4 separate regions of the Homo sapiens genome follow, and regions 2, 3 and 4 are each linked to region 1. The links are chromatin loops, found by intact Hi-C in ENCODE. Cell type or tissue: Calu3. All regions are shown on one strand.

Region 1 (8,000 bases):
CTTTATTCTTTCTATTTCAGTATTAGAGAATTATATGGTAGTAGCTTCTTATATGGTAGATCTTCCCTTAGGTTCGCTATAATTGCAGTTTTGGCATTAAGGCCAATATTGGCGGTGACACTGATGAATTTGGATTATCCTGAGATTATGAGATATGTATGGGTTTGGGCATATTTGCAGTATGGTAACGTCATCAAAGGATACAGTTTATGTTTCTTAGCAACCTAGAATCGATCAGCATCTTGATGCAATTTTATGTGGCTCTTTAATTGCTGATTTTGTAGTGTTCGAACCTTCTAATGATGTAACAGCTGAAAGAGGATGTGCAAAAAGGCATTGTAAAAAAAAACTTTTTGGCTGCTTTTTGTTGGGCACCAAGGAAACATTTTGGCTGTATCTTTCCATCTAAGTGAAAAGAACTAAAGAAATGTTCTTTCTTCTCCATGCAGTGTAACTAAATTGTCTGGGAAAAAATCAGCATTCACATGTCTTGGACAAGTGAGAAGAGTGCTGTTTACCATCTTGCATCATTAGATATGACACTTTTATCATGCTCTGAAAAGATATAAAATAGGTCATTGGAATAAGGACACAGTATGGAAAATAGATGAAATCAGATAATAAATTGCAAATCTGTTAAGCCACGCTCCATTTTTATCCTTCTCTTTTTTCTTTTTGTCTTCCCCTGTGGCGTGGAAGAGATACTTCCCTTCACGTCCTGCCTTTTGCTTCACCCTAGACAGATGCTCTCCCAGAATCCAAGATAATACATGTTTGTCCACATGGTAGACTGCACTAGCCTTCTCCAATGTAGGATAAATGTGCCCGTATGCTACAAGGAAACAGAATTATTGAATCTGCTCTTGGCAAACTAACACTTTTTTTTTTTTTTTTTTTTTGAGACAGAGTCTCACTCTGTCACTCGGGCTGGAATGTAGTGGTGCGATCTCCGCTTACTGCAAGCTCTGCCTCCCGGGTTCACGCCATTCTCCTGACTCAGACCCCTGAGTAGCTGGGACTACAGGCCACTGCCACCATGCCCGGCTAATTTTTTTGTATTTTTAGTAGAGATGGGGTTTCACCGTGTTAGCCAGGATGGTCTCGATCTCCTGACCTCGTGATCCACCTGCCTTGGCCTCCCAAAGTGCTGAGATTACAGGCGTGAGCCACCGTGCCTGGCCAAACTAATACTTTTTATTGTGTGCCATAGGTCCCATAATGCCATTTGATATTAACCATCTCCAGTAACATCAATAGTTGCAGGAAATCAGTAGAAAGGAAGGACTATTGAGAGAACAATTTGGCCATCTCTTTGCTTCCAGGTATATTTGTATCACACTGCAAAGCAAAAATAGGCTAAATGTTGAAATACCGATGTGGAAAACTATCTTTAAAATGCAAATAAAATTTGGAAGTTTTATTCCATCGTTTGGGCTATTTTCACTTGCTCTGTCCTTGAGGGCAGCACAGCAACATGGTCACCCTTCTTTGAATAAAGACCAAATTGTTTTAATGGATCTTCATCTCATAGAAGAGGTAAAATGGCAGAGATGCTTCTGTGGTTTGAGTATTTGTCCCCTCTAAAACTCATGTTGAAACTTAATCCCAGATGTGGCAGTATTGAGAGGTGAGGCCTTTAAGAGGTGATTGGGTCATGAGGGCTCTGACCTCGTGAATGGACTAATCCACTCATGCATTAATGGTTTAGGAGGTTAACGGATTAAACAGTTATTGTGGGAATGGGACTGGTGCCTTTATAAGAAGAGGAGAGAACTGATCTGGCACCTCAGCCCCCTCGCCGTGTGATGCCCTGCACTGCCTCAGGACTCTGCAGGGAATCCCCACCAGCAAGAAGACCCTCACCAGATGTGGCCCCTTGACCTTGGGATTTCTCAGCCTCCATAACTATAAAAATATTTTCTTGATAAGTTACCCAGTATCAGGTGTTCTGTTACAAGGAACAGAAAACGGGCTGAGAGACATGCCCAGTGAGGATGGTGGCTAGGAAGTGAATGACACAGTTGCTTTCTGCCTGCTGCTTTCTTGAACAGGGAGACACTTGTCTAAGTGATCTGCATTAGAGGAGTGCAGATCACAAACAAAGACGGATTTATGTGAGTAAAGAATTATATATACCCTAAAGCAATGTCATTATGGCAATTATATTTAAGGATTTTGGTAAAGTCTTCAGAGGAGTATAAACTATTAAAAAAAAGGAAACAGCTGTTAGAGGGGTTTATATCTTAAAATAACAAAGGTACTTGCATGTGTGAAGAATGCCAACATCTTAAAAACATCTTCAATATAATTGATATTGATGACTTTTGTTTTCACTTCCCAACCACCTCTAAATAGTTTCAGTACTTCTGAAACTTTATTTTATGTTTTTAAGTGTTTTTTTTTTTATAAGTCTTCCCAGTTTGGTCTACTATATTAAGCTCAATTGTGAAGTTATTAAGCTCTTGGAATGGGCCTAAACTACGAAAATTTGAACAACACCTAGAAGAAATTAATAGTCCCATAAACATTTTGCCTTAAAGTAAAAGATGGTTCCAAGATGTCCAACCTGGGAAGAAAGATGATAAAAGTGACTGAAATAGGATAAATAGAAAAAAAATTAATAGGAGAAAAAATAATTATTTTAGCTTGTGGATAAATATCTGTTATAGGACTTCTACCTGTGAATGTTTAATGGCAGTTGGAAGAATAGATTTGGACACGCAAGAGTTAGGAGTAGAGATGCCAGTTTAATAGGCATCTACATTCTCTTGAAGGTTCGTAATAGGTAAGTTTACTGTGATCTTTCTCTCTCATTCCCTAGCCTCTACTCAGCTTTGCTGAATCAATTTCTTCTCCCGAAATTTTGATATTTTTTCTTTCTAATATGCTACATTATACTTTTGCATGCAGCATGAGGGGTTAGGGTCAGGGAGAGAGAAAATGAAGAGATTTCTGTTTATTTCTGTTACTCAGCTAAGTATCAGAAACACCACAGGGGGTTAAAAAGGATGTCTACGGAGGTGCTTGCCTGAGAAGTCACCAGAGGAATTGTGTGCAAACACAGAAACCCTTTGGTAACATGAGCTGTGTTTCCTTGTTAAATTGACCCTGCTGTCTGACACCCTCTGTTGCTACTGTTACATCACAGCTAGGTCAACATCCAGATTCCTTTACCAACTATGTGAGAATCTACTAAAAGCATTCTCTAATAATACAGTCAGCCCTGGGAAAGACATCTGAGCTTTAATTAAGCAATGTATGTGGGGGAAAATTTCTGGTATCTTGTTTAATAGACAGGTGTAACATATTCCTCTCTCCAAATATGCTTTTAGATGACATGGGGTAGGTTTAGAGAGATTTATAACAAAATGAAACTGATGTGGCAGTAGAATTTGTTAGCCCATTCTTTTATGTTTCTCAGCAGAGATCTTTACGTGGTAAAATGTCAGATTAGGGCTCAGCGTAATGATTTTTGGAACATGATAATGTTATTTCAGAACACTTCATTTAGAAAAATATCTTTGTTCGAATACTTCCTGATATTAATTTAATTTGCTTTGGTGCTCGTGGGTTATAGGAAGTGTAGCTGCACACTTCTTTGCACTTGCCTCACAAAACTTCCAACAGAAACCAACCAACACACATCTCATTAATCTTCTTAACACTAAGCAGAAAAGACCAAATTGAAAATACGGCGATCTTTCCATGAATGCACATCAGGACTGGTTTGTTTATCTCTGAGCAGGCATGTGTGATGAAAACAGTATGTCATTATGTAGCTTCCTAAGTGGAGAGCTGGAACTTTGTGAAGAACAAGGAGCCTGCCGTGAGGTTGGAAGTTTTTACTTCTTTGCGCTATCATTTCTATTGCTTTGACTGTGGTATCTTCCAAGTGTCAGGAGTTACTTCTTCCCTAAAAGAACTCTGGTTGGGCTGGGAATATCGGCTCATGCCCAGCACCTTGGAAGGCTGAGGTGAGAGACTCAGTTGAGGCCAGGAGTTCAAGACCAGCCTGGGCAACATAGTGAGACACCATCTCTATAAAACAAAACAAAACAAAAACAAAAACAAAGATCCCTCAGGCAGTTTGTTGAGAATAAAGCATGTCTTAAGCCACATGCCTTTATTTTTTTACCCTTGCTCTGTCTCGTTAAACTGTTCTCTCAAAAAAATTCATCATCTGAAGTTTAATATTTTTTATGCTTCATTCCACAACTTCTTAGTGAGTTTCTAAAATTAATACAAACAACAAAAACCTATGTCACGAATGGAACACAAGCAAATAAGGCTCAGACATTTAAAAGCCGATGGCAATGTACATCAGGATAAGATTATGTTAAAATAAGGATTGTAGACTCTGTGTGATAGTCTTCGTGCTTGATTTTGTGCTGATTGTAGGATATAAGTATAAAGATAATAATCCAAATTAAAGTGCCCATCTACTGTAACACAAGCTATTATCTCTATATGATATCCAACACACGACAGATATTTGATAACTTATGACAATAAATATCCTAAGTTCTTACAGCCATATGAAGCACCTAGAATTACCAACTATGAAGCTGTTAGCCATTTACACTTGTATATTAAGTTAAATATTTATTAGGATTAGAAGTCAAATAGAGGGCTAGTAGAATATTGGAAAGTGTGTTTTCCCTTTGAGTGTAAAGCTCCATTTGGGATGGAGTGTTGAGTGGTAAAGTCTTTTCAGCATGCTTTCTGAAAGTTTTCTCTTTACTCTCATTTTCACCTGGGTAAAAAGAATGTAGGAATGATTAACAGGGTGGTTAATGTGTAGCAGCTGAGACAAGGTTCTACAGATATAGTGTGTAGTCTGGTAGGAAGAACCATGTCCCCCTCCACCCACTTTGTTCACCTCCCAATCCATGGAAACTATGAATATATTACTTTAGATGGCAAAAGGGACTTTGCAGAGGTGATTAAATTAAGAACCTTGAAGTGAGAGGATTAGACTAGAATATCCAGGTGGGACCAATCTAGTCACCCCAGTCTTTAAAAGCAGAGAAACTTTGCCAGCTATGGCCAATGAGTGCTATGTCGATGGGAAAGTCAGTAGGATGCGACTTGAGCGTGGAAAGGGGCCACGGGCCGAGGAATGCGGGCAGCCTGCAGAAGCTGAAAGCTGGAAAATGCAAGGAATGGAGTATTGGTGAGTTGAAATTGGCTTAATAATTCCCTAATACTAATGTGCACAACAAACTCATGGACTGCTTGTTTAAGATGCATATTTCCAGGCCCCATCCCAGGCATTCTGATTCATTCAATCTAGTGTGAGGCATTAAAATCTGTAATTTAACTCCATTTCAACAAGTGATCAAGATAGGCTTTGAAGTCCATTTTTGTTTGATCTTATTAAAAGTAAGTTGCCATATTTAACATTTAACAGTCTTATTTTCTATTTTTGTATTTCAGAATCAGGGAAAAGTCCTCTCTCCCTCTCACACGCACATGCTCACAGGCACACATGCACTCACACACACACATACACGTTCTCTCACACACACACACAATTACTCTTGACTGCTTTCTGTTAGTTGGCATGATGTCATCTCTCTAGAGAGTCATAAATTTTGGACCTCAATGTTTGAAAACTGAATCGGGAATACATGATTAGAAAGATCAACAATGTCTTCTCCCAGGACATTCCCATATGTATTTGTTTAATCTGTGTTTTCTATGCTGGACTGTAAGCCCATCAGAGTGAATCAAACAGGTACATCAGTCTCATTAGCAGCTTCACCAGCTAATGAATGTCAGACACCATTAACCAAGAAATACTTTCTATTGAGGAAAATGGAAACTACATGAGGGTAGTTTGTTGTAGGGGAGATGCAAGGCAGGGATAGATTGGGGAAATATGACCCAGAAGAAATGAAATCACTACCTTGTAAAGATACCTGCACTCTCATGTTTATTACAGCATTAGCCACAATAATCAAGATATAGAAACAACCTGGGTGTCTATCGCCAAATGAATGGATAAACTGTGGTGTGTATATACATGTATACATACACAATGGAATATTATTCCACCTTTAAAAGGGAGATCCTGTCATTTGCCATAACATGAATGTACCTGGAAAACATATTAAATGAAATAAGCCAGACAGAAAAGAAAAATATTGCGTGATCTTAGTTATACATGGAATAAAAAAGGTCAATGATACAGATAAAGAATAAAACAATGGTTACCAGGGCAAGGTGGGAAGGAGGAAATGGGGAGATATAGGTCAAAGGATACAAGATAGAAGATATGTAGCATGAACAAGCCTAAAAATCTAAGGTATAACATGAGGACTATAGTTAATAATAGTATATGGCATTCATTATTTTTGCTAAATGAGAGATTATAGCTGTTCTTGCCATAGACAAAAAAAAAAGAGTAACTATGTCAGGTGATGGATACGTTAATTTGTTTCACTATAATAACCATTCTACTATATATGTATCTCAATGCTATCTTGCATAATTTAAATATACAAAATACACAAATTTAAATATACAAAATACAAAATTTTTAAAATTTTATTTTAAAAATGAAATGATTGGAAAGATATTTAGGAATTAAAATCAGCAGATTTGCCAATCTAATGAAGGATTACAGAAAACTATTCTCAATCTGTAAACTAGGTTGTTGGATGGAGATGATACCTGCAAACAAGGAAGAAGCACATCAGGTGGAAGGCTAATTTTGTGGATTATGTGTTTGAAAGGCCTGTGGGAGGTGATAAGCAGGGAGTAATTGCAGATGTATTTAAATCTAAAATGCTGCAGTGTGATAGCAAAACAGTGGCCCCCAACGATAACTATGCTGTAATTCTAAGAACTTGTGAATGTTATCTTACATGGCAAAAGGTACTTTGCATATGTCATTAAGGTTAAGAACCTACAGATGGGGAGAGTAGCTGGGATTACCCAGGTAGGCCCAATCTAATCATATGAGTCCTTTAAAGGAAAGAGTTAGCCAGCTGAAGAGAATCAGACATGGCAGCAGCATTGAGAAGGTGGGGCCCTTCTGTTGCTGGCTTTGAAGATGGAGAAAGGCAGCCCCGAGCCAAGAAATGCAGGCAGCCTCTAGAATAGGCTGGAAAAGGCAAGAAAATAGATTTGCTCACAGAGTCTCCACAAGGAACCCAGGCCTGCTGACCACCTTGACTTTTGGCCTGGTGAAACAGATTTTAGACTCCTCACCTTCAAAACTATAATAAAGTCATGCCATTTTAAGCACCAAGTTTATGATAATTTGTTATAGCAGCAATAGAAAACAAATATACCAACATCCTTCCTGCCACCCCCACCAAAAGAAACCGAAATGTATGAGACTTATTGACACAGCTCTCTTGGGCCAGGTTTTCTGGAGCCAAGAAAGGAGGAAACTCTTCTCATTAATTCCCTTTGTGGGACATTTTCTTAATTGTTGGTCTGGGTTTTCACTGACAGAAAGCTGCAGAGTGAACTGTTGGGGAAGTATTCTTTGGTGCACACAGAAAATCAAGACACATTTATATTCAGTCAATGACAGAGTGAAAACCAGACTTCAAGAGAGAAATCCACACTCTCTGAGCCAGTTCCCATTCTCAATATGTAGCAGTTTCAATTTGCCCCATCACTAGTGAAACTCATCTGAGGGCTTCCTGAGAAGTCAGGTGAGCTGCATCTATGAGGAGTCTGACCCCGGCAGATCTGTGAGCATGGACATGTTTAGAAGCAATGTTCTAGGCTGCATAGTTTTTTTTTTTTTTTTTCCTATCTCTCTTCCTTGTTCAACATTACAATCCACTCTCAAGTGTGTATGGAGAATCGGAAAAGGGCCTGTCTGGCCACTGTGGGAAAAAAAAACAAAAAGAGTACCAGGCGAGACCACAGTGATGGTACTTGAGATGGGCACAAGCTGAGAACGTGCATCTAGTGAAGTGGCCTGATGTTTAACCTTGTGGTTAAAAGGGGGTTATGGGCTTTTGGGTGGATAACAATCT
Region 2 (8,000 bases), 120 kb before region 1:
AATCATTTTTCTTTTATTGTCTTTAACATCTAGAGCTGATATTGAAAAGTTAAAAGCCATTCTCATTGTTGGTCTTTTGTATGTGACACACTTCTGTTCTCTGAAACTTTTAGTATTTCCCCTTTTCCCAAAGTGGTTGCATTTTCCAGGTAGATGTTCTGCTGTGAGTTCCTTTTTCTCCATTGTTCAGGTTACTAGCTGGAGCATCTTGATCTGAAAACATGGGTCCTTCAATTCTGGAATAATTTTTAGAATTATTTCATTGATAATTTTGTCTGCTTATTTGTATACCCTCCTCACTGAATCCTTATTATTCACCTGTTAGACATCATAAATAAGTTCTTTAGGTTTATTTTTCTCTTCTTTGGCCTCCTTTTCTTCTCTCTCTCTCTCTCTGTACCTCTCTGTCTTTCTCTCTCTCTATTCTCTCACTTCCTTCCTCTCTCCTTCCACTTTCTAATGTTTTCTTTAAAGTTTTCTATTTTTACCATCATATTTTAAATTTTAAGAGATAATTTGGATTTTTGCTTCTATTGTTATTTTAAAATAAAATTTTATTCTTGTTTGTAGATATATCTTCCTTCATTTTTCTGAATAATAACGAATTTTGTAAAATTTTTACCCTCTGCGTTGTCATAATGACCTCCATTTTGGGTTGCTTTCATGTTAGAGTTTTGCCTAAAGTTTAGTAATCTTTGGTTTGGCTGTTTATGTTAACAAGTGTATCATTAAGGAGCTGATTGCAAGCTGTAGGCAATTTCATGAGTCTTGTTGAATGTAGGCTTCTCAGTAGGAGGGTATAATTTGGTTATTTTTGTTGAGGAAACACCTGATATTATAATCATTAAGGTTTTTTGGGGGGATAGTTGGATTCCTGAGAGAAAAATTTTCCAATGCCCCCACTGTACAGACAAAAAATGAATAATCGAAACCGACCTTGTCCAACCTATGGCCTGTGGGCCACATGTGGCTCAGGATGGCTTTGAATGCAGCCCAACACAAATTCGTAAATTTTCTTAAAACATGAGATTTTGTTATGATGTTTTTAGCTTATCAGCTATCATTAGTGTTAGGTAGTTTTCTTTGTTTGTTTGTTTGTTTGTTTGTTTTTATATATGGAGTGTCACTCTGTCACCAGGCTGGAGTACAGTGGCACAATCTCAGATCATTGCAAACTCCGCCTCCCGAGTTCAAGTGATTCTCTTGCCTCAGCCTCCCGAGTAGCTGGGACTACAGGCACACGCCACCACACCCAGCTAATTTTTGTATTTTTTGTAGAGACGGGGTTTCACCATGTTGGCCAGGATGGTGAAATCTCTTGACCTCGTGATCTGCCCGCCTCAGCCTCCCAAAGTGCTGGGATTACAGGGGTGAGCCATCGCACCCGGCCAGTGTTAGTGTATTTTACATGTGGCCCAAGAAAATTCATCTTCTTCCAACGTGGCCCAAGGAAGCCAAAAGATTGGACACACCTGATCTACACAAATACACTCACAACATTGACAAATTTCACAAATATAATATTGATTTAAAGACACAAGATAGAATGGAACTCATATGATGTGGTTCCATTTTTATGAAGTTCAAAATGGTGTAAATGTGTCAGTTGTGACTGCATTCATAAGTGGTAAAATTATTTAAAAGTTTTCATTTAGGGTTTCCTGAAAGCAGAACAAGAGTCAAAGGCTTATGGCAAATTGTTTATGTAAGAAGAGATCTTAGGAAGCAGGGAGACTGAGAAAAAAAAAGGCAGACCAATATAAGTGTGTATTTTCCAGGCCACTGATAAAGACAACAGGTTGTATTACACCAGGATCTCTGAGGGCTGGACAGATGCCTTCCAGAATTAGGTCTGATGAATAGGAGGTTGGGGAATTTATCCATCAGCTCCTATTTACCATTGTGAGGGGGTTGTACTCTGGGGTGATAACTCCCCTTCCTATATGTGGTGGTCTTGGAAATTTCTTGGAACAGAAAAGCTGAGATTGCAAGCCAAGCACTTCAGGTGCAGCATTGTCAGCATTAACTGAGCTTACAGGTAACTGTCCAACAGAGCTGTGATTGCAATTAGAGGCGGACTGAGGAATTGTGACGCACAGCCCAAAAGTGTCTGCCACAAAAGGCAAGATTATGACTAATAGCAGACTCAGCATTGCTGGTTATCCCTAGCAAGGAGGGAAAAATTGTAATGGAAAAGGTGTAAACTATGGGCATGGAGGTGTTTTGGAGTGCTGTAATACCTCTTGATTTTGAATTAAGCAAATATTGCATTGTAACTTTTTAATTGGATTTATAACAATTGGGTTATTATGATGGAACCCTTAATAATAAAAGAGGGAACTAGATTAATGGTAACAGCTCTGAAGTCCAAGTATTTAGCCTCATTTCTATATTCAAATTATGTATGATGTGGATGGGGCATTCGTGATTTTATTCAACGAGACATTAAAAAATAATACAAGAAGATAAACTCACAGTTCTGCTGAGTACTGAGAAAAAGAAAGATAACATGGAATACACTTAAGAGACTATATAGTTTTGGTGTTTGGTAATAATGGTCTGAATTAGTGTGGTGGCAGTGTGAATGCAAAGGAAATATTGATATAAAAGCTCTTCAGATCAGTTTGACTTGATGAAGAAATCAGCAGATATATTACTGAAACTTAAAACTATCATTTTTCTCAACCACAGAGAATTGACTATGCAATTTTCTATGTGTGCCACAGTATTCCATATCTTAGACACACTTTGATTATAGCTCTTATCTCACTGAGTTTGGAACACGTGTATACCAGTCTACCTCTCTATTTCAAAGCCAACATTGAGAGGAGAAATTATGAGTTTCTTAAATATATTAGTTGCATAATAATGTTCATTGAATGAATGAATGATTTAGTGCAATGGCTTAAATGAGACTGAAACCCAAGCTGGGTATTAACTTCATCAATGAGACCCTTTGCTAGTGCTAATATTGAGCTGTAGAGGGAATAGGGGAATAGACAGAATGGTGATAACAGATGAGATTTTTTTTTTTAATTGCCTCTTCTGCAAAATAGCAAAGGTGTGCTTTTCTTTTACTCAGTGGATCAGGCAGCTGTAAAGATAAGACCAATCTTCTTAGTTGGCATTTTGGGTTTTACATGGTTGGACAAGAAGAACAGACTCCTTAACTTTTATTTTCTGCCATGAAATTGGGCTTGCATGTGAATTTGTCGTCTCTTACTTGCTACTTTAATCCAACCCTTCCTATAGGGGGAGCTAAGGGATTTCAGTACATTAGATGTAATAAGTTCACTGTTGGCTGAATACAGCATCACTACTTTTATATTAAAAATATCATAACACTATCAGTAATGTTTGTTGAACAGATGTAAATGACTGGGATTTTTTTGTCACCTACCATGAGTGATTTACTATGTCGAGAAGTACCCACAGGGTAGGATGAGTGAGAATGGATATTAGGACCCCGTGTCAGTCAGATAAGCTGCTACTCCTGGGAGCACAGTTTCTGAGAAGTTACCCAAGCTCAATGTCTCGAAACTAAAAAAAGGGAAAAAATACTTCTCAAAATCTATGCCAAGGAAAATTATTTCATAATCTGTATTTTGGTATTGTCATAGTGAATGGGGTAAGCAAATAACAATACAGACAGCATGTGCTTTGTTCTAACATTGCCAAAATTAGATCAGAGTCTGGGATAAGATCACTAGCAACAGACATTGATTTTTCACATGGTACCTCTTTGGTTGCTAAAAATGGTGCATAAAACTGTTTTACTCTAATCAACATGGTCTACATCCTCTTCCTTTTCCCTGCCTCACTCTCTTAATGACACCTTGGCCATTTGAAAACAGTAGGATAGTCAGCAGCAATTGTTAATAGTGAACAAGATCATAGGGACTACCTCTCTGTGATAACAATTCCATCTTAACTTTCAGGAGCTTCTGCTTTTTTTTAGTATCATGAATGTCTGATTCCAAAGAAGCTCCTGCTTATGGCCCATAAACCTCTGCCATAAAGTCAGAAATGCTGTGCTCACTTCACAATAGGCAAAAACTACAGTTTAACAAGCTAGTTGTTCACCTCTCCCCATCATACTTACATGATGCTTTTACCTTCTTTGTTTGTGTACTCCCTAAGAATGTCGTATCTGGGCTTTAAACACCTTAAATGACTCAAACTGTTGTGAAAACATTTAAAACTATTTGAAAACAGCAGGTTAGTTAGAAAAAGGAAATGGAATGTAAGAATAGAAAGGGAGGGGATACAACTTGGAAAAATATACTTGTCACACCAGTCTTGTTTACACTAAAGACTCAGCAGTGTTTTAATAGATGAAACATAAAGGAACTTAAATTGTATCTATTAAATACACTTTATTAAAGTGAACAAACTATCCTACAAAGAGCAATTGCTAAATTTTTGGATAACTTCATTCTTCATCATAGAAGTGATATTAAAACTTTAGTGATATAATTTTACGAATTTAATTGCTTGTGATTTATCTCATTTTATGTTGAACTTTTTTCATAGAATTTTCTTCTGCTTTCTTTAAAATTTCTTCTTGGCCAAAAGAATCATCAGTAAAATTGAGAATGGAGAAAAATGAATTGCACCTTTCATTGTGGTTTGCTTTTACAAGCAATAAAAGCCACTGTTTTTTCCTCCTTTAAATAAGGAAAATGAATTTGGCTTGATGGGAAAGATTTGTGGGTCGGGGAGAGTAAGGGAGAGGGAAGAAGGAACAATTTTTATTTTGTTTTTGGGGATGGAAACAAGGCAGATGCATTAGTATCATCAGTGATACGGTTTCCTGTGCTTTGCTTACTGACATAGTGACTTCCTGTGATTGCCTTAAGGGCTGTGGAATGGAGCTGCTGGTGTACTCCCTGACCCTCTGCTCTACCCACATGCCCAGGAAGGGCAAGGTGACTGACATTTCTCCTCTATAGAAACTTGCTGTCTGTACCCCCAATTTCTTCTCCTCTGCCCTTTAGTCCCCTGCTTCAAGGGAATGGCAAAAGATTGCTTTGAAGGTTAATTAGGATTTCACTTTGTGTACAAGAATGGAAAGGGGAAGGATATATAGAACAGGGGAGAACAAGATGTTTGCATACAAAAGCCACTGGTAAATCAGGTTTGGTAGAATGGAGTTTGCACAGAGAATAAAGAATGGATTGCAATTTTCAACTGAGATCATAGAAAATATTTTTTAAAGTGTAACTATTTTTAGGAGGTGTTAGTGTCAATCTCTCAGGAACCATTTTTATATATAACATATGTGTAATTACTTCATATAGTGTGAAAGCTTTATACAAATCTCATTAATATGAGATATTATGGTATTAGCAAGATTGTATGAGATCATGGAGATGGGGTAGAATATTTAAATGTTTCTCTTGATCTGCATACTTCACACTGTTTATAAACTAAGAAGTAAGATTAATTTAACATTTTAAATTCCCTGTTTAGATTTCTATGTTGTCATACATTTTAGTGTCTATAAAAATAATAGCAATCCTGGTTATTTTCCATTAGTCAACCATAGTGCATGTTAAAAATCTGGAGTTATTTTTTGTTGCCTACCCATCTTTTCCAGCTGATCTTCTTCTTAAATCTAAAATATTCTATAGCTATTTCTTCTTCTCTGTATATTTTTAGCAATCATCCTATTTCATGCATTGTCACATCACTTCAACTTTTTTTTTGTTTTTTGAGACAGAGTCTCACTCTGTCACCCAAGCTGGACTGCAGTGGCATGATCTCGACTCCCTGCAACCTCCACGTCCCGGGTTCAAGCAATTCTCCTGGCTCAGCCTCCTGAGTAGCTGGGACTACAGGTGCCCGCCACCACGCCTGGCTAATTTTTTTTAATTTTTAGTAGAGACGGGGTTTCACTGTGTTGGCCAGGCTGGTCTTGAACTCCTGACCTCATGATGTGCCTCCCTCTTCCTCCCAAAGTGCTAGAATTACAGGTGTGAGCCACTTCACCTGGCCCACACCTAAACTACTACAATAGTTCTTCAGTTTCTCTATCTTCAGCATTTTGTACTCAAATCCATATTTCTCAAAACAACTTAAAAATCTCAACACCCTTTTCATCATTCAAACTAAGTATATGCAGAGACTTGACTTACAGCTGAAGCAATAAGGCAGGAAATAGGAGGTACAACTTTTCAAAAGAATAAAGTAACATTATCTTTAAATGAAGATAATATGATTGTGCACTAAAAAATCAACTGAAGAGTTATTAGCATTAGTAGAAATTTGTTAAAGTGGCCAGATACTAACTAAATTTGTAAAAACCCATGATTTCCTTGCCCTTCAGGCTCAGGGACAGATCTACTTGTGCTTATGCACTCGATGAAAATGGTTTCATTGCCTTCTGAATCTCACCAACTCCGTCATGAGACCCAGGCCAAGAGGTTGGGCAGACACCTTGACGTATCTGATCACTGTTCTTCTTCTTTTTTTAGCTAAGCATATTTTCCTCAAATATAACCTGGTCTGCAGAGGTGCAGCTCTGACTTCAACATCACCATTAATAACTTCATCACCAAGCAATTTTACCTTCTTGGAGCTGAAATGTCAAGCATCACCACTTGTGTGGAGGGACTTTGTAGAGCTAAAAAGCCTACTGGAGTTGTTTCAGAACAACAAAAAAACCACCCCCCAACAATTGTTGAAGAGTATTTCATTTGTGTAATAAAAGAGCTGAAAAAAATATTCCAATTGAGCATTCTCTGGACACCCACAGTCCCTTGGCCCTGAAGAAACAGTTGACCTTACTCTGGGATGGGGCATTAACAAAAGACAAAAATTAAGTCCTGAGAATCAGAACTAAGAGTCAGAAATACGCAAGTGGTTGACATCTTTGTGTCTCAGCTTTCTGACCTATATCCTAAACATGATGTGTGTGAGACTCTTCATTTGCTGTCTATGAATGTATAAATGTTATAATGTAAGAATGAAAGAGAGTTGTGAACTCCCTTGATTCTGCCTCTCTTGTTTGTTCTTTGAAGCCCAAGTGCCCACAGATACTCAAACTTACTTTCTTAGGATGCTTTGAAGATATGTGAGGAATCTCAGCATCATACCATGCAGGATGGGGTTTTCTTCCTTCTTCCCTCTTGCTGGCTTTCTGGAGATAAGTGTTTTACCCACTCCTTTCCTGAGACCTTGTCTCCTAATAATTAAAAAAAAAAGGGTCTGGTAAAATGGAGAAGCTATGAAGTGACTGTGCGTCATAATTCACTGGAATTATGCTAGTGATAAGGTGGTCAGACTTATCAAGACATCAATTGTTGGCATTGTTGCTGTGTCTTTCCGAGGCCAGATCAGCAAAGGTTGTTCCCTTCGATGCTTTTCTCCTACTTGAGGAGTAAAGGACATCAAGTGTTAAGGGGAAAGTGGGTGGATGATTCACTATGAACTTGAGCCAGTGGCTGAAAGAGGTTAGATTATAGAGGAGGGTGGCAGAGGATGGGAGAGCAGGGAGGAAGGATTTTCTGCAGCTCATCTGAGGTGGGGACTGATAGGCATTGCTGAGAGCAGAACAATATGTTTATGCTGGTGTTCTTGTTATGTTAGAACAAGTTCTTCCTTTTGGTAACAGATTACACTTTTCTAGTTTTCCACTAATAAGGGCCTAATTAAGAGGATTTATTTGCAATTTGGGCTACTGGTCCTGATTTCTTCCCTTTGCCTCACTCCACTCATGTCCTTTACATCAGCAAAATGGGTGTCCTTTATTTCTGTATGCCTGGCAGGGAGGAGGAGATAGTTTCTCTATCTTGGGTCAGTTGATTCTTCTATACTCAGCTATCTCACAAGGAGGGGTGTGCATCCTGGGGAAGCATCGTCCATGTATGCAACACCTTTGGCGTGAAAATTCTTGAAGGAGCACAATCAATTCTGAGGCTGCCCACAAGACCTGACTAGAGTGGGGACAAAGTAGTCTAGTTGCCTTAAACCCATTCAGGTTCAATGACTGAAAGAGA
Region 3 (8,000 bases), 69 kb before region 1:
TATTGTGCCCTGGAAAGAATATTAGAATTAAAGTAAAGAAGTCTGAGTACTCCTTCTTCTCTTGGTAGATGTTTGCTTAACCAAGCTATTTAACTTTTCCAAGTATTGAGTTCTTTGTGTGTTAAGTGTGGTATTTGGGCTAAATTCTCCTTTTCGGTTGTAATATTCTATGAATCTTTGAAATACTGTATTATAAAAGGATGCAAGAATCAAGGTTCAGAATCTGTTAAACAAATCATGTCAAAAAGTACAGAGATTATAAGGGCCAATTTTGGAAAACAACAGACCTGGTATTTTTTGAACAGGTAAAAATAATTTTTTTAATTGAAGGAAAGCTCAATATATTTCAAGTAAAAAGACACATAGAAAATAGAGGAAAAAAAATGGTGATATAAGCCACACAACGATAAACCACTTTTTATTTTTTTTTCCAAGAAGAAATGAGGAGATGAGTCACCAACTGACTCTGTGACCAAAAAGTCATAGAGGAAATTCAGAAACAGAAGCTGGATTAGGGGAACTGAAACAATCATCAAAGAAATAAAGTATGCATATTTATTTTTCATGGGATAGAACATTGTGTACTTAGTTGCCCCAATTTTGCTGTTTTGTTTTATGGGTTTATTTGGGGAAAAATAGCCTATTCAAATTTAGGTGGAAATTATTAGAGATTATTGATAAATAATTTGAATAGTCATTAAATTGTAATCTCTTAAGAGATAGAGAATTTAAAGCTTGTTTATTCCTGATACCCAGTTATTAAATGTATTTGAATCTGTTTCTATACCTGCTCAGTGATCAGTCACTAAGCCTATTACTGAACACCTCCAATAACAGAGGTCTTAGTATCTTCTGTTGCTGCAGTTTAAAAGACTTACTGTATTTTCACACAGAGGGCTACTTTATATGGAGAGATTATTTTACAGCTGTCCTTAAATGGTATCTTTTTTTTTTTTTTTGGTTGGTTTAACTTCACAATATGTATGCCTGATTTTCCTCCATTTTATTTACTGTTGTCAATGATACTTTTAAGGATTACTACTTACTGAGAGTGAGATTACATGCTTATATTTCATGATTTGGGGGACCAATACTCTAAATCCCATATGGTGGGCTCACAGAAAGAATAACTATCTATCTGATTGCCACCGGAGCATTATATTTTATATTAGTTGACTGAATACAGTTTGACCAGATCATGGCAAACTTGCTTGTCTGTTGGTTCCCTACACATATGGACCCTTTTATATTCAAGGACAAAATGAAGTCACCAAAAGACAAAATTAAAGTATTTTAGAATATGGCTGGGCATGGTGGCTCACACCTGTAATCCCAGCACTTTGGGAGGCCGAGGCAGCTGATCACCTGAGGTCAGGAGTTCGAGACCAGCCTGGCCAACATGGTGAAACCCTATCTCTACTAAAAATACGAAATTTAGATGCGTTGGCATGCTCCTGTAATCCCAGCTACTTGGGAGGCTGAGGCAGGAGAACCGCTTAAACTCAGGAGGTGGAGGTTGCATTGAGCTGAGATCGTGCCACTGCACTCTAGCCTGGGCAACAGAGCAAGACTCCATCTCAAAAAAAAAAAAAATTCAGAAGACATAGTTAATTTCAGTTACTTCCTCTTTCTGTTTTTTACCTTCTTCATTATAGAGCGTTTCTCCCTAAATCTGAAAATGAATACTCTGAAAAATTACAACTTTAGATGTTTTGCTATAGGAACAAGATCAATATTTACTCAGATAAAATTTACTACTATTCTGTTTGTAAATAAGAACTTGAAGAAATGGATCCAAGTTACGTGGTTACTTATATAGAATGATCAAAAACAAAAGGGAACTGGATAATTCTATTACATTTATGGAAACGTAGGACCAGAAGGTTAAGTGTGAATGCACTATGTGCTCTAGGTTATGTTGAATCTGACACCTTAATCCTGGCACCAGCAGTGAAGTCCTTGCCTTAGGGCCTTAAGGGTGTCCCAGCATTCAATGCACTCAATGCATTTTACTTAAGCCATGCAATAATGAGGCATCCTCATATTTTCTTTGAGCTTTCAATCAAATGATAAGTAGAGTTTTAGTGAAGATTCTCATAATGTGTTCATTTCTTGCTATGATAACTTTTCCTTATAAGAAATACGATCTTACATTCTCTCCCAACTGAAACTTTTGACTGTGTCATCTTCAATAAAGCAATTCATTCTATATCATATGTAGAATGCTCATGTTTTTTCTATCATTTATTATGTTAAGCATGAACTTGAATGAAATGAGCAATTTTTGTAGGCACAAAAGAGGCGTGCTGTTTTTGGAGAGTTTGACAGCTTCCCACCCAGAGGTACCTTTTAACGTGACGGTGAGCTGGAGTGCCCTCCTCTAGGGAGTAATATTAGCAGCATGTCCTTAAAAGCACGCCTATCACCTTTTTATTGCCTGAAGAGGTCTTCAAACCTTGGCCTTCTGCAGATCTGACCATTCACCTTCATCTTTTTAATTTCCTCATTATGTAGGTCAGTGAATAGAAGTACTCTGTTTCAAGCAGGAAATCTCAGGACACGTAGTGTAGAACCAAGAAATTTGTTACTATCTGATTTATTAAGTCTATCACATAAATCACAATACTGATAACCTAAAACATAAATGTTGTTGTCTGTGTGTTGCAAAAATTTTGGTCAACTTAATATTTAAGAGGCATTTTTTCTGCTGCTTGATTATTTTGTTTACTAAATATGCGTCACCTTTATAGCTTTTTTATTTTGTTTTGTTTTATTTATTTATTTTTTTAGACGGAGTCTTGCTCTCTTGCCTAGGCTGGAGTGCAGTGGCGCGATCTCGGCTCACTGCAACCTCCACCTCCCGGGTTCAAGCAATTCTCCTCCCAAGTAGCTGGGACTACAGGCATGTGCCAACATGCTCAGCTAATTTTTGTATTTTTAGTAGAGACGGGGTTTCACCATGTTGGCCAGGCTGGTCTCAAACTCCTGACCTCAAACAATCCACCTGCCTCAGCCTCCCAAAGTGCTGGGATTACAGGTGTGAGCCACCGTGCCCAGCCTATAGCTAACATAGGTAAAGCACCCATCTAATTTCCACTTTAACTTATAAAAAAATAGAATAAACTAGTAAACTGTATAGTATGTAAAAAGGTGATAGGTGCAATGGGAAAAGGTAAACAGACAAGAGAGTCAGAGCACTCTAGAAGGTGGGGAGGAATGTTAAAGTACTTGTAAATAGCCATCAGGAAAGGCCCAATTGTAGCTTGACGATTAAATGCATCAAATGTAACTAATACTGAGTTATTCCTAGTAGAATATCAGGGTGTGTGTTTGTTCCTATGTAAAAGCTGTTACTCATAGACTCTGGTCAGGTGCATAAAAAGGCTGCACTTGTCTAGGAGAGCACTCAATATTTCCTTAACAGGTAGATGTAAAATGACTTGGTTATTCATCAATTTCATACTAGCCAGTACGGAAGTTGAATCAGAAGTATTACATTTTAGTAAACTGAACTAACTTCACTTTTATCACTGTGGCAGCTAACTTTCTTCTTTTGCAGATGACGATAGTGAGATAAAATACCTAAAATCGAAGAGCAGATGGAGGTTAAGAAAGTACATCATCATTGCTTAAAAAGTGAAAATTTCATAATTAAGCTGTATTATTGAAAATTAATATTTTTAAAAAACATAAAGTTCAGCCACTTAAAAACCCTAATTCAGTGTTTTACTTGCATATTTGAGCAAATAATCATGCTGTTTTATTTTATAGAAGACATTTCATAAACCTCATTTTTTTCATTTCTGCTATGCAACTTCAAAAAAGAAGCCAGAAGATTACCTAGCTGAATCTAAACCAATAAAATGTTTCAACACATCACATCTCACATCCATAAAAATACCCATTTTTAATTTTTTGTCTCAGTCACTTGAAAAGCCAACAGAAATGGGGCTGTTTATGTTCAAGATAAAGCAAACTAATCTTTATAACATGAACGTATCAAATACATTTTGAAATTTAAGTGGACATTCCTGGAACAGATTAGTTCACAGATGGATTTATTTAGGTCAATGTCCCTCACACTCTTTCTGAAAGCAGAGCCAACATCCAGAGAGTAGGACACAAATATTAATGAAAACTCACTTTACTTGCCCTTAGTTGAATGATGTTCCCTAAATCAGCTCACATTTGAAGTAGTCCAGTTAACTCCTCCTGAATGTAGCTCTGCTTTGGTTTATAGTGAAGGGCGGTATTATTTGAAATTGTTTTAAAAGCTTTTAGCCTTTAGCCTTACTGCAACTCACTTCAGTAGTACACAGAAGTGAAGATCTGAGGAGGTAGCAGACACAGTTATTTGCTCACTCTCTACCCACTCATCCAGGCTTTCTTCTTTGCTCATGGAGCCCCAAATTCGTTCAAGTATTTACCTCTTCAAGAGCTGGGCCCTTTCCTTCATTTTAAGAGGAAATTCTGATTAGTCTAATATTTAAAGAAATTCATTTCTCCTTAACACTAATTCGTTTAAGTGGTCAAATTCTGGTCAAGTTATTAGGAGCTTCTGCGAGTGTTGTCTTTCTTTTGAAAGGGACTTTCTGGCTCTCTCTTTCTGGTCATTGTCTTCTCAGGATATGCTGCCTAGAACTGCTGCAGCTATCACATGACCATAAAGTTTTACTTTAGGATGAAGCCAGCACCAAGAATGGCAAAGCAGAGATGAAAAGGACCTACTCTGATAATATTCTTTAGCTACTGCCTTAATTAAGCCTACTTCTGGACTTACTGTTCATTCATTCATCAAATATTCACTGAGGGCTTGCTATGAACCAAGAACTGTTCTAAGTGCTGGGGGTATAGCTTTAAAAAATAGAAAAAAAATCTCTGTGCAATGAAGCTAATATTCAAGTAGGGGGAGCTAGACATTAAATAGAATAAATAAGATATATATGTATATATATAGTTGTTAAAGTGATTAATGCAATAAAAAAATAAGATGTGGAAGTGTAAGAGGCATTGGAGTTGTACATAGAGTCATCAGGGAAGGTCTTAATTTGAAGGTACCATTTTATCAAAGAGAGAAAGATGTGAGAGAATTAAATTCTCTAGTGAGTATCCGTCCCCTGTTATTTGCTCAGTGTACACTTACTGACATTGATGTCATGGGTAAGTTACTCAGTTTTCATAGAAACTAATAACTCCCTGCCTCTCCATACATGTGTATTTGTGTATTTGCATTTCTTGACATTTGCTATCATGCCTAATTCAAATGACTTGGGCAAGTGGATTATCTGTGCCTGTGTGCTGGGACAAACTTTTTGCTTTCCTCCATTTCTGAATCAACTTCTTGCTACTTCTGGCCATTCAGTTCTAATAAGGAGAAGAGAGAAGGCATTTGCAGGAGGACATTGGAATGAGTTTTATTTTATCTATACCACTTTCCTCATAGTAACAATAGCTAACATTTATTAAGCACTTACCATTCTCTGGATAATATTCCAAGCCCTTTGAGTTTATTTTCTGTAATTCACTTAGCAGTCTTATGGAGGTTTATATTAGTATTATTACCATTTTTTCATATTGGAAAACCAAGGGCAAAAAGGTTAACTTTGCAAAGGTCACAGAGCAAAAGGTGAGCGTTGACTCACAGCAAGGGGTTGGATTTCAGAGCCCCAGAAATTAGACATAAGATAAATATTTGTACTTTTCAGATGTTAATAACTTTTATAGAGCTTATGAAAAAAATGATCATATTCACTGAGGTATGGAAAAACCAATGCAACTCATGAAAACCCAATAGTCCTTTAGCACAGTGAATACCTAGGCCATTTTTAAAGCTAGTTGTGTTAAAACTGGATACAAATATGCAGTCATAAGTTTAGTAAACACATATTATAATAAAATTGCTTACTAATCTTTATTCTTCCAAATTTATATCCCATGAAAGTTAAGGAGAACTAACAATGTTGATTCAGTTGGCAGCTAAATTACATACCCTATGTATTTTCCTGTAATCTATTAAGAGGGATCATTGCAACCACAAAACTGTAAACATGTTTACATTTAATCCCCAATCTATTTCTAAACTTCTGAAAAAAATAAGCATCTGTAGTAAAAGTTTCCAAGAAAAATTCAGTGATTAGGTCATATCTGATCATGACTCTGGAGAAGGGAAGGAAAGAATGGTTTCTGGAGAAGAAACTCCAGATAGGAGAGAGGACAAGGAGAATTGAACTTCTATTCTGGTTGGAGGGACGGCTAGGAGTAGAAGCAAAAAAATGTGTGAATGAGCTCTAGGATATGATAAAATATTTTCCAAAGTGTATGCAAGATATTAATCCCCAGGGTATTAACAGGCTTTTGGTTAATAACCAAATAAAAATTTAGTTAAAAAATAATTTTGTGCAGACCCAAAGTATCAGATCTTTAATGCACTAATTTGTATTATGAAATTTCACTTGAGGGGACATTTTACACTATGTTTTCTAAAGTTATTTATCCAAGGAGAAATTGCCCCTCCCCTGCTTCCTTCTATAGGGAATCTTACAGGACTAGGATTCCATAGTAGACACGTTAAGAAACACTGAAGAGTGACAGAAATATCTGAGCATAGCTGAACATTTTATTGTGTGCCTTAGAGAGTTCTCCAGAAACTAAGAAAAGATGGCTGCTGTGGAAAAAGGAGAAATAAGCTGAATCATCCCCATGCATGATCCTAGCACTGGGACTAGAATCTTCTTTAGAAGGTCAGCTTCATTAGAGAGGCTCCTTGCTGGCAAGGTGGTGTTGCCAAGTAGCCAGGCTGTTAGGAATCACCTAAAGTTCCCAGGCAATGGTTGAGTCCTTATAACTAGCAACCAGATCATTAAAACTTCTGTGTAGAAAGTAAGTAGAGAATATTTCAAATATATAAGTGAGGGCTTAATATTTTCCTATTAAATACTTCATTTTATGTTGTCATGACCTGTTTGTCCATGAGTTTTCTCACGCCCCATGTGCTCTAAGCAATGCTTTGCCAGTTAACATTTTAGCTATAAAATGAGCCTCCATGGCATACCAGTAGAGTTCTGCACAGATTTCAGATCTTGTGTTAATGCTAGCCACCAGCCAGGCAATGTAGAATTGAGTACATGTGGCTGTACATTTGTACCAATATTCTTTTAGTCCAGATTTTCTCCTTTTTATGTATCGCAATCCTCTTTATAAATAACACTTCCATATTTGAAAAAATTGGTCAATATTTTGCATCCTTTTCTCAGTGATACTGAGAGATAGGACTAGCTGGATTTTCTAGGCTAAGAATTCCTAAGCCTAGCTGGGGAAGGTGACTGCACCCACCTTTAAACACGGGGCTTGTAACTCAGCTCACACCCGACCAATCAGGTAGTAAAGAGGGCTCACTAAAATACCAGTTAGGCTAAATGCAGGAGGTAAAGAAATAATCAAATCATCTGTCATCTGAAAGCACAGGGGGAGGGACAATGATTGGGATATAAACCCCAGGCATTTGAGCCAGGAGTGGGCAACCCCCTTTGGGTCCCCTCCCACTGTATGGGAGCTCTGTTTTCATTCTATTAGATCTTGCAACTGCACACTCTTCTGGTCCGTGTTTGTTCTGCCTCAAGCTGAGCTTTCGCTCACCGTCCACCACTGCTGTTCGCTGCCATCCACCCCTCCAGATCGGGCAGGGTGTCCGTTGCGTTTCTGATCCAGCCAGGCAGCCGCTGTGGCTCCCGTTAGGACTAGAGGCTCACCATTGTTCCTGCGCAGCTAAGTCCTTGGGTTCGTCCCAATTGAGCTGAACACTAGTTGCTGGGTTCCACGGTTCTCTTCTGTGATCCATGGCTTCTAATAGAGCTATAACACTCACCGCATGGCCCAAGGTTCCATTCCTTGGAATCCGTGAGGCCAAGAACCCCAGATCAGGGAACAAAAGGCTTGCTGCCATCTTGGAAGTGGCCGCCACTATCTTGGGAGTGGTCCGCCACCATCTTGGGAGTGCTAAG
Region 4 (8,000 bases), 150 kb before region 1:
AAAGTCATTCGTATTTTTCACAAGCTCCCTAGGAGGTTCTTGATGTCCATTAAAATGTGAAAATCTTGGTCTGGGGGAAGGGGATTGACACGATGGGAAGGAGAGGATGTCACTGTATTTCATTGACAGTTAACTTCCCTCTTTTTTTTTTTTGAATATAATTTTTGTTTTTATTTCAGATTCAAGGGGGTACATGTGCAGGTTTTTACCTGGGTATATTGTGTGATGCTGAGGTTGGGGCTTCTAATAATCTCGTTGCCCAAGTAGTGAATATAGTACCCAATAGGTAGCTTTTCAACCCTTGTTCCTGTCACTACCTCCCCACTTTTAAAATCTCCATTGTCTGTAGTTCCCATCTTTGTGTCCGTGAGTACCCAATATTTAGCTCCTACTTATAAATGTGAATATGCAGTATTTGGTTTCTGTTTCTGCATTAGTTTACTTAGGATAATAGTCTCCAGCTACATCAATGTTGCTGTGAAGGACATGATTTCATTCCTTTTTATGGCTTTGTAGTATTCCATGGTATATATGCACCACATTTTCTTTATCCAAGTGACCACTGCTGAGCACCTGGGTTGATTCCATATCTTTGCTATTGTGATAATGCTGCAATAAACATATGAGTGTAGGTGTCTTTTTGGTAGAATGATTTATATTCCTTTGGGTATATACCCAGTGATGGGATTGCTGGGTTACATGGCAATTCTGTTTTTAGTTCGCTGAGAAATCTCCAAAATGCTTTCCACAGTTGCTGAGCTGATTTGCATTCTCAACAGTTGTGTTGTGTTTCCTTTTCTCCCCAACCTTGCCAATGTGTTATTTTCTGACTTTTTAATAATAGCCATTTGGACTGGTGTGAGATGGTAATCTCATTGTGGTTTTGATTTGCATCTTCTGATGATTGGTAATTTTTGAGCACCTTAACTTTGAAAATCTTCTAAATTAATTTGACATCACCAGAAAATAATTTCAGAACAGTTTCAATCCAATATTATTGTTTAATCTTTCAAGTCTGACAAACATTTCTTTCCAATGAAAGCACAATCTCAATTTACTAAGCAACCATAACTATGAGGCAAACACACTATATTTTTAATGTGCGCCGTATCCTGGGGGTTAAAGATTATATGTCTCAATTTAACATATTTATTTACTTTCTTTTCCTTTCCTTTTTTCTTCCCTTTCTGCCTCTCTCCTTTTTCCATTCCCTCGCAGTCACTCTTTTTTTTTTTTTTTTTTTTTTTTAACCTTCCTTTCTGTTTTCCTCATGGTGCAGTGTTTCAGTGTGACCAGCAGAGGACACTATGCTGCAGCAAGTCTGGGCATCAACTATCTAAAAGATAAATTGCTGATTGAATTCAAAGAAGATAGATTAAAACAAGCTTGTAAATGTTGTTAAATACATGAATGCCTACTGCATTTTAATTATGGTGATTTACATGGACCTACCATGATCACGTACTTCATAAAACAAACTTTGCCTTAATAGCTGCACTTAACGATGTACTCTTTCCTTTATGAGAATTTAATTCTCTGAATATGATATGTTTTTAAAATAAGACAAACTCAAACCAGTTGCCAATAGATCCTCAGCTCCTCCTGAGGTCCTTGTTTTATGGGTCTGTTCTACTGTGTAATTGTTTAGTTTAACTTGGTAAACATGTCAGTTTTCCCAGGATAATTAGGTGGATAAACAAAATGTTCAAAAAGAAATGGAGCCAATTAGACTTTTTATCAAAGACATACACACAAAAAAGGCTTTACAAATGAGTGGACTTTTCCTTAGAGGTTTGATCTTAAATTAGAGTTCCTGGAATTTACAAGGGACCAAGGAGGCAGTTTTCCTAAATATAACGAAATCTTAATTATCTGGGGAGGAGAGCAAATGAAAGACACAAACTCTCACATGCTTTGAAATCATACTTGGGTGGGAAATGCAGAGAGGCATGAGTTCAGTAAGAGCATAATTTTATCCCCACCTGCTCACAGCCACTTTTAAACAGGTTGGGCAACTGGAAGAGAATGCCCTGTGACTTTGGGTAATTTTCTTAGAGCTAGCTCAAAGTAGACAGGTACCCAACATATTTTTAATACTATTAAATAGGTGGCAGTACCTGTTGTGGACAGTTGTGTGTTGTATAGATGGAGACTTCAACAATTGTTTGTTCTAAAATCAACAGTCCATTAATATATTGGGTGCTCTTTCTGTAGAGCTTAACGGTGTTTTAAGAACCATATCACTTTATTCTATTTCTTATTTTTGGTCATTGAAAATAGACTCTTATTTGGAGTGTAACATATGATCTGACTTCTCTATCCAGATTTTGTCTCATGTTTTCTGCTACTTCTCTATAAAGATAGTTTGGTCCTCAGGTGTTGGTTTATGTTGCTGTGATTCAAGACTTGGTTCTATTAGTACAGAATCCAGACATACGTTTGTTTCTCTTTGAAAAATTTCATAATGTAACCCAGTGAATAAAATATTTACCAATATTTTTTCTTTATCACTTCTTACCACAATTTTTCCTAATTATTATTCTTTTTTAATTCTGGAAAGCCACTCAAATAAAATATCTTCAGAATTAACAAAATAAGTTTCTAAATTTAAGGATTCCCACAACTACCTCCTGATTATATAGTAATATTATATAGATACTGCCACTTCTTCACACTTTAAGCTTGTGTACATTCTCTAAATTTCTGTATTTTTATGAGCTTCATTTGGGGTGGTAATAAAATATGATCCAGAAAAAAAGCCCTTTTATTCTGTAATTATAGTCTCTGTTTTTCTACATAGTTCTCTCAGGATTTCTTCACCTTGCTTCCAGGCTTGTCTGAATTTCTAACTGCTTTTTCTATTGGTTGTCTCAAAGTCTCAGTATAGTACTAAAGTGCTTTCTATTTGTTGCTATATCCATTACCACTGACAACCTCAGAAATCTTTGTCTCTTGGGTGCCATAGCAATAGGCTTGACACAGCTACCCAGTGTCTTGTGAGATTAATTCATCATGCATTTAGGACAGTAAACTGTTGTTTGACATGTAGGAATTAATAAGTGGGTAGTGTACAAAGCCTTTTGTTTTTATTTGTGGAGGGGACTTTAAAAGGGAAAAGCTAGGATCATAGTCTAGGCCATGTATAGAAAAGATTGCTTGACAGTAGTTACGGGGTAATGCCTGAGAGTCCTCATGTTTGAGACTGGTGTGTGCTAAGTGTAATGATGTAATCTGAAGAGAGGGTGGCCGCTTCTCTCAAAATGGTTTTATGCTAGTTTTACCTTTCTAGAGACCCACATCTACACTCAATATTGCAGCCCTTGAACCAGCAATCTAGGGACACATTTTCTAAAGAGTCCTTAAATAGTTTGATGTCTTTACAAGGATTTTTTAAAATTTTACTTTTTTTTTTGCTTGTCTTTAAAAAATGAAACAGCTGTATTTTGAATAGAAATTTGAGAATAGCAAGGTATCAATAAATAAATAAAAATCATCCTAAATAAAAAACCAAGGAAAACCCAAAACCCTATTCAAGTTTGAAGATGTAAAAAAAAATATATATATATATTTGGGTAGTTGGGTCGGCAGATGGGCAGAGACTTTGCTATAAAAATGTGATCATACTATAGTGCTATTTTAAAATAATGAGTTTACATTTAATTTTACTACAATTTAACAGAAGAAAGAAATGAAAGGAACTGAAGAAAATGCTACACTTCAGATAAAAGTTTCTTTACTATAAAAGGTACTATGCTATAAAGAATCTCAGATTTTTAAAAATACATTTAAAAAACCTACCTATGGGCTGGGTGGCATGGCTCACACCTGTAATCCAGCACTTTGGGAGGCTGAGGCAGGTGGATCATGAGGTCAAGAGATCGAGACCAGGCTGGCCAACATGGTGAAACTCCGTCTCTACTAAAAATACAAAAATTAGCTGGGCGTGGTGGTGTGTGCCACCTGTAGTACCAGCTACTTGGGAGGCTGAGGCAGGAGAATCACTTGAACCCTGGAGGAGGAGGTTGCAGTGAGCCTAGATCACGCCACTGTACTCCAGCCTGGTAACAGTGAGACTCCGTCTCAAAAAACAAAACAAAACAAAAAACAATAAACAAAACAAAACTACCTGTGAAAGAAACTCAAATCAATTGGAAATTTCTTCTAAACTCTGGGCTTGATGAATCGATCTCAACTTTTCCTTTTATCTCATGTTCTTGGAATGAATTCTTAACTAGATATGAGTTAATATGAGCCTCTCCTTTTGCAAGAAAAAGGGCTAGTTGCATCACCTAGGAAAAAGGAGACAGACCTTTCCAGCATTGTGAACAGGTACCCAGGTGTGAGTAACATTTCAGAGCCCATATCAGATAAGGGTAAACAGACTCTAATTCATTCTTCCCTCCCTGCATTGACTCTCAAAGTGGTAGACACTCAATAAGGGCTGAAATGGACTGAAGCCAGAGAGAGGTGATCTCTGGATTTTTCCTCCTATATTCCTTGTATTTGGCCTTTATCTGGCTTATGGTTGAATTCAGGAATGACACAAGAAGTTGTGGTTTTCCCCATTGGATAATGGTCAGAGTCATCCCGGTGACTTCTCCTAAGCTAAGGATAACTATGAGTTAAAGATAACAAAGAAGAATATGTTTTCATCCAAAGGCTTGTTGTCATCTGTGTAAAACCTCAGTGAGGGGGGCTAAGCAATTACCAGTAGTGAGAGGGCAGGGAAGAGAAGCACCTGGCTCCAATATTACCCAGGCAGCCCCTGAAATCTTACAGCCAACCACTTCTCAAGAAGTCTCTCAAAATAGAATCTACTAACAGAGAAGTCAGAAGTTACTCTATGGCCATAGCAACTGGGTTCAGAAATCAAAGAATAGCAGCCATGTTGCTACAGGATCTTGCACCCTTCCATGCTTGCTGGAGGTGGCAAGTGTGAACAATTTAGCATTTTTGTCATTAGGGTTTTTCTGAGGAATATATAATTTTTTATCAGAACAGGTGGGAAATCCTAAGTGAATTCACAACTTTTTGTTTGTTTTTTGTTTTCCAAATAAGACTATGAAATCCTCCAATTAAAAAAAAATTTCTGTTCAGCAAAAGGTTTATGAGACCAACCTCAGAAACCAAGCTTCCAAATCTGATGGCAACATTACTAAGTTTATTAAATTCATGGTTTCATTAATAGTGAATTGAGCTGTAAGCAAATGTCATGGGTGGAAAGATCAACAGCATGGTCTCTGTTATATTATATATATATATTATTATATATATATATAGTATATAGTATATATATATTTTATATATATATATAGTGTATATATATATATATAGTGCCTTAATTATATTATGTGGATAATTGCATAAGAACCATGTAATAATACTACTGAACAATGGGTACATTGTCCTTTCAAAATGAGGAAGTACACAGTTTACAATGTTGCCATCACAAGTTGAACTTATGGGGACATTAGGTCCTATGACTTTATCCAGAGAGTTGGATTCATCTCCTGCTAAATGGAAAAAAACTTCAAACTTTATTCCACATCTGTGCTATTCTCACCATATCCTCCTTTGCACGGGTATAACAGGAATCAGAGCTGAAATTTGGACAAAGTCAAAATCTCTATTCAATCTTTAAATACTTAACGAATATTGATTGAAGAACCAGATGATTCTCAAAGATAGTTCTCCCCAAGGATGAGAAATAAATGATCTCAACCTTGTAAATTTTAAGTTTTGTTAGGTGGGATTAGAACAGCCCTTAGCCTAGAGCTAATTTGTCTGCCTCTTGAGGTGATATCCTTCTGAATGCTCAATTTGATGTCCTGTGACTTATGAAGTTTCTCCACTTGGGCTGGTGGGAACCCAGTCTATACCTGTCCCCGTGTGATCTTCAAATATTGATCCCGGAGGGGCTTCTTTTGCTAGACTTGCATAGTTTCTCCTCAGTTGTGTGCTGATCAGAATTCAGCTGAAGGCTCAAAAGGGACCCTCTGCACACCCTTGTGTGTGGCTTTCTTTTGGGAATCTGCCTATGAACTCTAGCTGTCTTGGCCTCCCAGCTCTGTTTCCTCAGCTCTGGGACTCTACCAGTCTCCTCCTGGGTTTCTATTCCCCGAACTGTGGCCCAGAAACTCTCTCCAGGTAGAAAGCGGGGTCAATGACAGGGACTTCACTTCTTTTTTTTTTGTTTCCTGTCTCTTGGGTCACTGTCCTATGCTGCCTGATGTCCAATGTCTGGAAATCACAGTTTCATATATTACGTCCATATTTTTAGTTGTTTCATGGGAGGGGATAAATTTAGTCCCTCTTGCTCTGTCTTGTCTGGAAATAACCATGTCAATTTTAAATTAGAAAACATTCTTTATTGCTGTCTCTCTTAAAAATTGCCTATGACTCCAAACAAATATTATCTTTTACACTGGTGAGTTGGTTTACCATCTTCTGCTTTAGGGTAAGACGTTGTCAAGAGAGAGTGTCAAGTGTCAGAGAGAGTTGACAGGACTCCTTAATGGTACTACAGATGTCTCTAAAAAATTAGTTAGTTACAGGTTGATCACTATGATAAATAGCTCCAGTGTTGAGTTTCACTTCTATTTAAATAAAATAAAATTTAACTTTGAAGATTAAACTTATGGACTTCATTTTATAAGGTCTCTTCTCTCTCTCCTCTCTTTTAGAATAGCTGCATCTCTAGAGCACATAATGATTGCATATTCTCAGAGGTTACTTTTAGGATATGTAATCATTAGCAGATCTGTGAGTGTAAATGCAGGTCACTTTATTCTAGGCTTGTGTTTTGCCTTATCCAGTTTATTTTTATTTTTATGTTTTGCCTTATCCAGTTTTAATAACAGGTCCTGGATCATATACTACATATTTAGAAGAAATTAGAGTAGTATCTATACAGAGAGATGATGAGACAATCAAATTGAATAGGCTTTATGCTTTCTTTAACTTTCCTTTTGATTCCATTGAAAGCTCTTTTAAGATGTGTTAAACTTAAAACTTATTTGTGGCAAGTGAATATGGTATGTGTGTCCGTGTATGTACAATGTGTTGAAAATGAAAACATGACTGGCACAGATGACATGAGTGGGAACACTGCAAATTTGGTGAAGTCCTAAGAATTTTAGAAGAAAAAGACTTCTCACAAACAAGGCATACAACTATACAAAGTAAGGATGTGTGTTAGTTTCTAGAAAAGTTATAAGAAAATGGGAGAAATGTCATATTATTGCTACATCTTTCACATAAAGAGACTTTCAATGACCTTTTTTTAAAATTGATTTTTTATTGTATAAACTTAAGGCATACAACTTTAAGCCTTTTAAGCAAAGCTTAAACACACTGTCATTTTGGGAAACAGAAAATACAAATATGAAGAAACAGTAGGTAAAAAAATACTTTGGGATGATGTTAGGAGTCAGGGGACCAGATACAGTGGCTCAATATCTTAAAAAGTCACTTACCTTGTGGTAATCCTGCTATAATCTCACTAGAAATTTGGCAAAGTATCTCTTCATAAGCATTTGTTTTTAATTTAATAGGTCTCCAAACTACTCAGGATAATCAGATCATATTTTGGTTAACCTCGATGTTAACCATGATAAAGCCATTTGGTGCTCATTTTTTATCTAAAAGATGGAATGATTTTTTTTGACTGCCTCTCCTCTTTACAAGTCAATACATTATTTCTTTCTTCTTACAGTTAATCTGAAATTTATTCTGTTTTATAAACCTATGCCAAATAACCCCACTAATAGTAATGTGTTAATTTTTTTCTAATTATTACAGTATTTATAGCTAATGTTATCCAATTATATATATTGGACTGGATACTGCCTTGCTTATGTATGATACTTAAGTTTTGTCAAGTCATTTACAAGGTTCTTGAATACAGAGTCCCTATAGTTTTCTTCTATATATTTTTCTTCTTTCTATTAGCCCACTACTAAGTTGAGAGTAGATGCTTGATAATTTGTTGTCTTGAAATC

Evidence for each region. Peaks named below come from ENCODE experiments on the same cell type or tissue, not always from the same donor. Only the 100,000 strongest peaks of a DNase experiment are listed, where the experiment ranks them.
Region 2: it touches region 1 in a loop (2.9-fold over the local background); 6 of 110 quality-filtered maps call a loop at or near these places.
Region 3: it touches region 1 in a loop (3-fold over the local background); 4 of 110 quality-filtered maps call a loop at or near these places.
Region 4: it touches region 1 in a loop (4-fold over the local background); 5 of 110 quality-filtered maps call a loop at or near these places.

The regions. Positions count from the first base shown.
Region 1 is chr7:17,127,369-17,135,368 of GRCh38, forward strand. The region is part of intron 1 of LOC107986772 (a long non-coding RNA gene); the gene reads left to right. LOC101927609 (a long non-coding RNA gene) reads right to left here. Exons shown (of 12, transcript XR_007060234.1): 12 at 7,544-8,000. Among named protein-coding and RNA genes, the nearest start is that of AHR, 170 kb to the right of the region's middle. In Calu3, no CTCF peak of the experiment used is centred here; DNase peaks (open chromatin) are centred at 3,093, 4,853, 5,093, 5,508 and 1 weaker place.
Region 2 is chr7:17,005,973-17,013,972 of GRCh38, forward strand. The region is part of intron 1 of LOC105375170 (a long non-coding RNA gene); the gene reads left to right. It overlaps LOC124901595 (a long non-coding RNA gene), which reads right to left. Exons shown (of 4, transcript XR_007060239.1): 3 at 7,052-7,186. Among named protein-coding and RNA genes, the nearest start is that of AGR3, 130 kb to the left of the region's middle. In Calu3, a CTCF peak has its summit at 3,286 (motif pointing right); no DNase peak of the experiment used is centred here.
Region 3 is chr7:17,058,286-17,066,285 of GRCh38, forward strand. No RefSeq gene overlaps it. Among named protein-coding and RNA genes, the nearest start is that of AGR3, 180 kb to the left of the region's middle. In Calu3, CTCF peaks have their summits at 4,959 and 5,255; no DNase peak of the experiment used is centred here.
Region 4 is chr7:16,981,512-16,989,511 of GRCh38, forward strand. No RefSeq gene overlaps it. Among named protein-coding and RNA genes, the nearest start is that of AGR3, 100 kb to the left of the region's middle. In Calu3, a CTCF peak has its summit at 1,312 (motif pointing right); DNase peaks (open chromatin) are centred at 1,290, 2,000 and 4,310.